Linked DNA regions of Homo sapiens: region 2 is linked to region 1. The links are chromatin contacts, found by Hi-C or POLR2A ChIA-PET in ENCODE. All regions are on one chromosome and are shown on one strand. The core of a region is the stretch at or near the end of the contact, and the rest is flanking DNA. Distances in the headings are between cores, read along the strand shown. Region 1 overlaps RGMA (repulsive guidance molecule BMP co-receptor a). Region 2 has its middle 90 kb from the start of RGMA.

What was found. A loop is a pair of places that touch in the nucleus more often than their neighbours do. ChIA-PET counts read pairs that join two places held with the same protein, here RNA polymerase II (POLR2A). Pooled maps may share reads with other maps.
Region 2: a pooled map shows a loop between it and region 1 (2.6-fold over the local background). The contact joins two enhancer-like sites. A Hi-C loop is called at or near these places in 2 of 50 pooled maps. POLR2A ChIA-PET finds 5 or more read pairs at or near these places in 3 of 52 experiments (OCI-LY7, Panc1 and naive thymus-derived CD4-positive, alpha-beta T cell).

What each region holds. Positions count from the first base shown.
Region 1 is chr15:93,035,121-93,039,011 of GRCh38, forward strand. It overlaps RGMA (repulsive guidance molecule BMP co-receptor a), which reads right to left. Exons shown (of 4, transcript NM_020211.3): 4 at 151-3,891. Among named protein-coding and RNA genes, the nearest start is that of RGMA, 52 kb to the right of the region's middle. RefSeq lists an enhancer at 1,071-1,210. Within about 2 kb of position 2,456, at least 13 of the 41 ENCODE cell types and tissues checked have a DNase peak (open chromatin) inside an H3K27ac peak, as active enhancers do.
Region 2 is chr15:93,177,179-93,181,217 of GRCh38, forward strand. No RefSeq gene overlaps it. Among named protein-coding and RNA genes, the nearest start is that of RGMA, 90 kb to the left of the region's middle. RefSeq lists enhancers at 2,758-3,296, 3,297-3,834. Within about 2 kb of position 2,038, at least 2 of the 41 ENCODE cell types and tissues checked have a DNase peak (open chromatin) inside an H3K27ac peak, as active enhancers do.

The DNA of each region.
Region 1 (3,891 bases), core at 1,206-3,705:
AGGCTCTGGGCCTGTTGCTTTGTTGCATTATTTTTTTTTTTCATTTAGTCTCCCGACAATCCTATGGAGTGGCATTTATCTCATTTTTCAGCTGAGGATCCTGAGGCCCAGACACGTTAGGTAACTTGCCTAAGATCACAGAGCAGGGAATTGGATCTGCTAAAACTTTATTGACGGCATATGTTAAAGACAGTAAGAAAGACTTTATTTGAGGTGGGGGGCAGTGTTGGACAGGGACCGCTGCAGCTGGGAAGAGAGATTGGGGTCCCCTCTGAATACAGTACAGGCAAGTGGGAATTGATGGCCAAGGAGCAGGGTGGGCTCAGTGGATGGAAAACCTCTTAAGAGGAAACACCTGGGGGGATTCTTGCTGAAGGCAGGCCAGGTGATCAGACGTCCCCTGGAGGCCGTGGGGCATGAAGACCACGATCAGACAGGAAGGGCAATCAGATGTGGAGGGCGGAGGATTCCAGCAAGACCAATTTAGCAGGACTCTTGCTAAAACCGAACAATCCAGAGACAAACACGGAAGCCCAAAGCCCAGGCCTAACTGGAAGGCTCAGGGCGGCCTGAGGAGAGATGGGTCAAGGCGGGGATCATTGTCAGAACTCAGATTCTAGCCCGACTCTGAAGGCCGAGCCTGTCACCACCTCATGCAATGGCTTTCCCTGCGGTCTCCCAAGGGGCTTTGCGCCAGTATGAGCTTATGTAGTTCTTCCCGCTGCCCAGTGATTAAGGCCTAGTCCTGCACCCAGTTGATAGCTAGGGCAGTGAGGCTCAGACACAGCCTGTGGCTTAAGATGAGGGTCAGAGAACCTCCTGTGAGCTCCGTGAGGACAAGGGTGTGCCGCTTCCTTCTGCCACCCGCATCCCCTTCCCTGATGGGCTGGTCACCGTGAAGGGCCCCCTCCCCACACTGCACGTGTAACTCGTGTTGTTACATATGTAAGTATGATTACACGTGTAATCACACATGTGACTCGGTTAGTGTCTGTCTCTCACCACTAGAGGTCAGTCCCGTGAGGGCGGGCACATTCATTCGAGCGACCACAGCTGTACTGCCGACATCAAGCATAGCCCCCCAGCTCATCACGGGGCCTCATGACGTATTTGTTGAATGCCTGAATGTGCCCCCAAATCCAGACTACGACCAGCCACATCGGGGGTGGCCTACAAATGTTTGTGCCAGGAAGGAAGGGAAGAAGGACTCCTCTTGTTTTATGCAACCAACACCCACCCTGGGGCACTTGCCTTAAGGGATTAATCTGAGATCATTAGCAGAGAAAGGGAAGGTCAAGTCCACTCAAGAAGGCGGTTGCCGGAGTTTTCCTGCTCCACCCTGGGGAGGGACCCCTGGCCCCGCAGACCTGGTCCCTGGTGGTCCCGGCCCCAGCCTTGACCTGAGGGCCACTCAGCGGCCCTGCTCATCAAACCGCTCTGATGGAGCCTGCCTGCCCTTTGAGCCCCTCCTCAGTCAGCCTCCCAGTGGGGGCCTGGCCCCACCCTCTGCTCACCCCAGAACCAGAGCCCTGGTTTGACTCCGCCCCTGCTGTGGGGCTCACGAGCATGCCTTGAACACAGGCTGCCTGTGCCCCCTGGAGCGCCCCGCCCCAGCTCGTTCTCTGCCCTCAAGCGAGGAGTAGGTGGGCGCAGTGAGCGGTGGGGTGGACGCGTGCTCTCCTACCAGACCCTGCTTGTAACCTGGAGTGGGTCAGTTGGCTTCTCTTTGCTTCTGTCTGTCCGTCTGTAAACCAGGGCAATATCTGCTTTCTAGGGTTTTTGTGAAATTTGACAAAGCAATGCAGGACTCGTTTCTATTTCCCAAGGAGGTAGACGTGGTGTCCAGAGGACGACAAAGATGGCAGCTCACCATGCACGTGGACCAGAGCCCACTCCATGGCTGGGCGAGCTGGGCAGTGGGTGACTGGCAGGAAATGGTCAGCTTGGAGGAACGGTGCCCTCGAGGTGGTCAGTAACGGGAGGGCTGAAGAGAACAGCGGCCAGTTACTAAGAGCACACGGTGGGCCGGCCGCCGCGCTGCATGCATTACATTTCATCTTCAGGACCGCCACGTGAGGGAGGTGGCGTCATTGTTCCCTCACAGCTGAGATAGCTGAGGCTGCAAAACAAGGAAAACCCACCCTTTTCATGCAGCCAGTAGGTGACAGAGCTGGGAGCCTGGATCGGGTCTGGTTCTGGAGCCCGGGCCCTTCCTTCGGTCTGGGTGTGTCTGTGCCCATGCCACTGTCCATCCCTGGCCATCCAGGCCCGTGAAACACAAGGTCCCTCCCCCTAGGCCAGGGCGTGGCGGGGTAGGGTGGGGCTGGTCCAGTGGACAGAGCTCTTGCATCGTTTCCTTGACGGGGTGCTTTGGGGACTGCTGCTTCCCATATTGCCAACTGCCTTATGTCCTTTACAGTCCTGCGGTCAGCATGGCCCCGAGCCAGCTCACCAGGGTAATAAACTGCCACAAGCCCCTTCTCTGTAACAGCTGACGCTGGCCTTGTTGCACAGATGGAGCTCAGAGTGAGCTCAAAACCAATTCCCCAGACAGTGTCTGAACACGTCTTTGTTCTTCTCTGGGCAGATCTGCTTGGCCAGACACATTCTGCTTTGGCTGAACGGCCTGGAGAGGGCTCCAATTCCTGCTGGGGAGAGCTGAGGGAGCAGGTTTGAGTTCAGATGTGGAAGAATCCAAGTGCCGTCTCAGGGTCACCCTGGGCAAGGACAGGGTGATGCTGGGCGACATGAATGTTTTCGCCTTGGGATCTGGGCTGCCTGGGATCACAGCCCTCATTCCGGAACGCCACTGACATTACGAGCGTGCCTTGCACACTGGCTGCCTGCAGCTGTCTATTAATTCAGACCATCCTGCTAGGACTTTCTGAGAGTGTTAGTTTCTGTTCCTTTGCCTTCAGGGTTCTGCTACTAACACCATGTCTATATCTTAGGGAGGGAAGGATTAAAAAGTCGAAATGTTGAAAAGCCCTGCAGGATGGGGAAGGTGGCTAAGGAAAGCTGTTGATAGCAGGGTTGGGGGCCTTGGCTGTGCCGATTCAGAAGGTGGTGGTTTCCCAGGGGACAATGGGAACTTCCACGGAATGAGGTCTGTAGACTCCTGGTTAGAGGGTTTGGGGGGCAGGGGTCTTCCCATTGCAGCAAGCTTCTTTCCATTGTTTCAAGGGTTTGGTAAGTAAGGCCAATCAGACCAAAGAGATGTGATTTCTGGACCATACCTGAGATTTGCACACAGGAAAGTGCAGTCCCTGCCCTTGTGTGTCTTGTCTGCTGGGAGACACAGGTATGCGAGGGCGGAGGGTGGACTGTTTCTTCAAGATGCCCTCTCCCCAGTTCTGGCTGGTCAGCCTGGGAGTATGTCAGGGCAGGGGTGGCGTGGCATGCAGGAGCTGCCCCATGGACATTGCCTTAATGAACGAAACTGTTAGTTGTTTTTTTTTTTTTTTTGAGACGGTGTCTTGCTCTGTCGCCCAGGCTGGAGGCTGGAGTGCAGTGGTGCGATCTCTGCTTGCTGCAAGTTCTGCCTCCCGGGTTCACGCCACTCTCTTGCCTCAGCCTCCCGAGTAGCTGGGACTACAGGCGCCCACCACCACGCCTGGCTAATTTTTTGTATTTTTAGTAGAGATGGGGTTTCACCGTGTTAGCCAGGATGGTCTCGATCTCCTGACTTAGTGATCTGCCCGCTTTGGCCTCCCAAAGTGCTGGGATTACAGGCGTGAGCCACCGCTCCCGGCCGAAACTGTTTAATATTGAGTGCCAACTTGATTGGATTGGAGGATGCAAAGTATCGTTCCTGGGTGTGTCTGTGAGGCTGTCGCCAAAGGAAATTAACATTTGAGTCAGTGAACTGGGAGACAGAGACCCACGCTTAAC
Region 2 (4,039 bases), core at 788-3,287, 140 kb after region 1:
ATTTTCCATAAAGCATCACCTTTGACATTGTGAACCCCAAATATCTGAGACAGGTCTCAGTCAATTTAGGAAGTTTATTTTGCCAACATTAAGGACGCATGCCTATGACACAACCTCAGGAGGTCCTGATGACATTTGCCCACGGTGGTCAGGGCACAGCTTGGTTTTATACATGTATTAGACCGTTTTCATGCTGCCGATAAAGACATACCCGAATCTGGGCAATTTATAAAGAAAAAGAGGTTTAAAGGACTCACACAGTTCCACATGGCTGGGGAGGCCTCATAATCATGGAAGGTGAAAGGCATGTCATACATGGTGTCAGGCAAAGAGGGAAATGAGAGCCAAGCCAAAAAGGAAACCCCTTCTAAAACCATCAGATCTCGTGAGACTTATTCACTACCACGAGAACAGTATGGGGGAAACCGGCCCCATGATTCAATCATCTCCCACTGGGTCCCTCCCACAACACTTGAGAACTGTGGGAGCTACAATTCAAGATGAGATTTGGGTGGGGACACAACCAAACCATATGATATACATTTTAGGGAGACATGAGACATCAATCAATATGTGTAAGATGTACATCGGTTCTGTCCAGAAAGGCGGGACAACTCTAGGCAGGGAGGGGCTTCCAGGCCATAGGTAGGTGAGAGACAAATGGTTGCATTCTTTTTTTTTTTTTTTGAGATGGAGTCTCGCTCTGTCGCCCAGGCTGGAGTGCGGTGGTGCAATCTCGGCTTACTGCAAGCTCCGCCTCCTGGGTTCACGCCATTCTCCTGCCTCAGCCTCCCAAGTAGCTGGGACTACAGGCACCCGCCACCACGCCTGGCTAATTTTTTTGTATTTTTTTGGTACAGACGGGGTTTCACCGTTTTAGCCAGGATGGTCTTGATCTCCTGACCTCATGATCCGCCCACCTTGGCCTCCCAAAGTGCTGGGATTACAAGCATGAGCCACGGAGCCCAGTGAAACTCTTTTGAGTTTCTGATGAGCCTTTCCAAAGGAGGCAATCAGATATGCATTTATCTCGGCGAGCAGAGGGATGACTTTGAGTTCTGTCTGTCATTTGTCCAGAAGGAAATTCCTTGTGAGGGAGGTATGTAGCTTTTGAATCTTAGTAGCCATCTTTTTTTTTTAGCAATAGAATGGGAGGCAGGTTTGCCCTAAGCAGTTCCCAGCTTGACTTTATCCTTTGGCTTAGTGATTTTGGGGTCCCAATATTTATTTTCCTTTCACAATGTTTAGAGGATTTAATGAAAAATCAAACTTGTGTCTGTAGCATCTTTCCCAGTCACCAGCCCCTCCCGGAGCCAGCTTGGCGCAACAGGAGTGGACAGGGACAGCCTCTGGGCCGTATTGCCCTGTAGTCTATGGAGCCGCCCTGCTGGAGGGGCTGGGCTGGGCAGCCTCTGCTGGCTGGGGATGGTTTGGGAGTTTTACTCCAAGGCCTGCCACAGAAGGGCAGCTGTCATCCTCTCCCGTGGCTGGAGACATTTAGGCTGCAGCCCTTGGAAGGCTGTGAAATGGACACGACCCTGTGCTGAGTTTCCACCCTGCACAAACATCTTTGGAAGCAGCGCTCGTTTAATTTTCCATGAGTCCTGAGAAGAAGATGTTGCCATCAGCCCTTTGATTTTGCAGATGGCGATCCTGAGACTCAGAGAGGTTAAGCAACTTTCCTATGTCACACAGCTGGTTAGGAACTGAGCTGGGATTTAAACCCAAAGGTCTTCAAAGGTGGGACCCTTTGTGCCAGCAGGAACCTGTTAGGGGAACACTGTGGGAGAGACAGTAAGTAGATTGCACTGGGTGGGGGGCGTTGGGGAAGGAGGGAGTTGAGGGGGAAGGGAGGGAGTATGTGCAGCGGGGAATAGTTATGCAGCCCCCACCTTGATCATATAACAGCAAGAAAGTGTCCCAAGACCCAAGAAGGAAGTTAGCCTAGATCTTATTTTTCAACACAATCTAACAGTGACTTTGTTAAGAAACAGAAATTCAGGGCCTAAGAGGTTGTTGGAACAATGCCAGGTTTCGCTTCCTTTCCCGGGCAGCTCTCCTGCGACGACCTTTGACTTGGGAGGGGCAGGTCGTCCATGAGCACGAGTGACCGGGTCCCTGATGCTTTCCTCGTGGTTACAGCCTCGCCTGCAGGTTCGGGCACTGTGGGGTGGGGCGGGAACGTGGCTGGCACTATGAAGTATCCACCTTTCTGCGGGCTCTGCCGCCTCATCCCTCCAACAGCAAGCCAGGGCTGGTGGCTGTACTGTTCCCTCGTCCCTCACCTAGCATCCCCTTTTTCCAGAGGACGAAAGGTAGGGGAAGCTAAGAAATGATGGCACAGGATTTGAACTCAGGACTATCTGGGCTCACAGCTGATGACGATTCTATACCACCTTACTGTCCTAGGCAGGGCAGGAGCCCCAGACAGGATGGGTAGCCTTTCTGAAGTTAAAATAGTAAAAGGCAAAAAGAGAGCCCTTACCCGAGCATGCAGCTATAAAGGAGCACACAGTTCTCCTCTGGCCCCTCTCCGAGGATGGGTTCTCCGCTTCTGCGAGGCCAGACGCACCGCAGGCATCTGCCTTTGATTAGAACGGGCAGACAGGAAACATACCTGCGGTCCCGGGCCTCTCTCACACTCCAGAAATGCCATTCACAGACAGGGAAGAGGGAGAAAGGATGGGAGGAAGGGAGGAAGGGAAGGAGAACAATCAACAGCTACATGGGAGCGTGCTGGGAGGTAGGATCACCGCGGGAGACAGAAATGGGCCTCAGCCGCAGGTCAGGGTGTGGACACGGAGGCAGCCAGGCCTGATCTGCTGGGGGAACCACACTGGGCCGGGCGTGGAGAGGAGGTTTGCCGTGTGTGCAGCAGCTTGCAGGGAGCCAGCTGCCGAGAGCTGGGGCTGCTGCTTCTGAGCTGAAAGGGAAAGAAGGGTACATCTTTCAGAGCCACTCAGTCCCCCAATCATAGTGCCTGGCTGCGACCTCCCACTGGGCCCATCACAAGTCCTCATGGTTGGGGACGTCAGTGACCTGCAACAGGGTCAGGGAAGAACATCCTGGCCAGGAGTGAGCTAAGGAAGAGATGCACCACAGAGCCCTGGTAAATGCCTGGGAGTGAGAGCCTTACACTCACCATCTCTTTCCTCTCTGCCTGTTGTAGTTAAAAACCACGCTCTTGACTTGCTGATGCTTTGAGCTGCTTGTTGCGGGTGGAGGTGGCTTCCCACGGCTTCTTGCACAGTGTTGGCCCTGACCCACCGTCCCCCAGGCAGGGGGAGACTGCTGTGTTCAAGGGGAGTCCTGGGTGCATGCGGAACAGAATAGGGAGTCCCCACTGGGGCAGGCGCTGGCAGCTCTTCACCGTGTCAGCTCACTCAGCCCTCAGGTCGTCCTATCCTCAGGTGTGACCTGCAATGTACAGGTGCAGAAATGGAGAAGACCTGTGCTGAGTCCCAGAATGACACTGGGCCTGTGGAGGCTGCCAGGAGAGACACTGCCAGGTTCCCACGGCGGAGACACTGGCACTACAGCCCAGAGAGGAGGACACTTTATTAACTTGTCACATCGAGCAAAGGCACTGGTCTCTCCAGTCTCTTGCTGTGCCTTGAAAAGAGGAGAGAATGTGGAATCCGAGGCCTGGGCTGCAACTCTGGCTGCACCAGCTCCCCAGGCAAAGCGGTAACCTGAGATGGGCCACCTCCAAGCATCAGGAAGTGTGGGCAACCGTGGGGAAGAGAAAAATAACAATGCCTGCTGTCCTCACCTTCCAGGCTTGCTTTATGGGCAGAGGGGGTGACAAGTGTCATTCTTTCCTGGGGGCTGCAAACCATGATTCAGGGGTCATGTGCTGAACTGTGTCTCTGCAAAATACGCGCAGTCCTCACCCCTGGTCCCTCGGAATGTGACTGTATTTGAAGATAAGGTCTTCAAGGAGGCAATTAAGCCAGACTGGGGCCCTTAGGATGGGCCTGGTGTCCTTAGGAGAAAAGGAGAGGGCCCAGTGCAGTGGCTCACACCTATAATCCCAGCA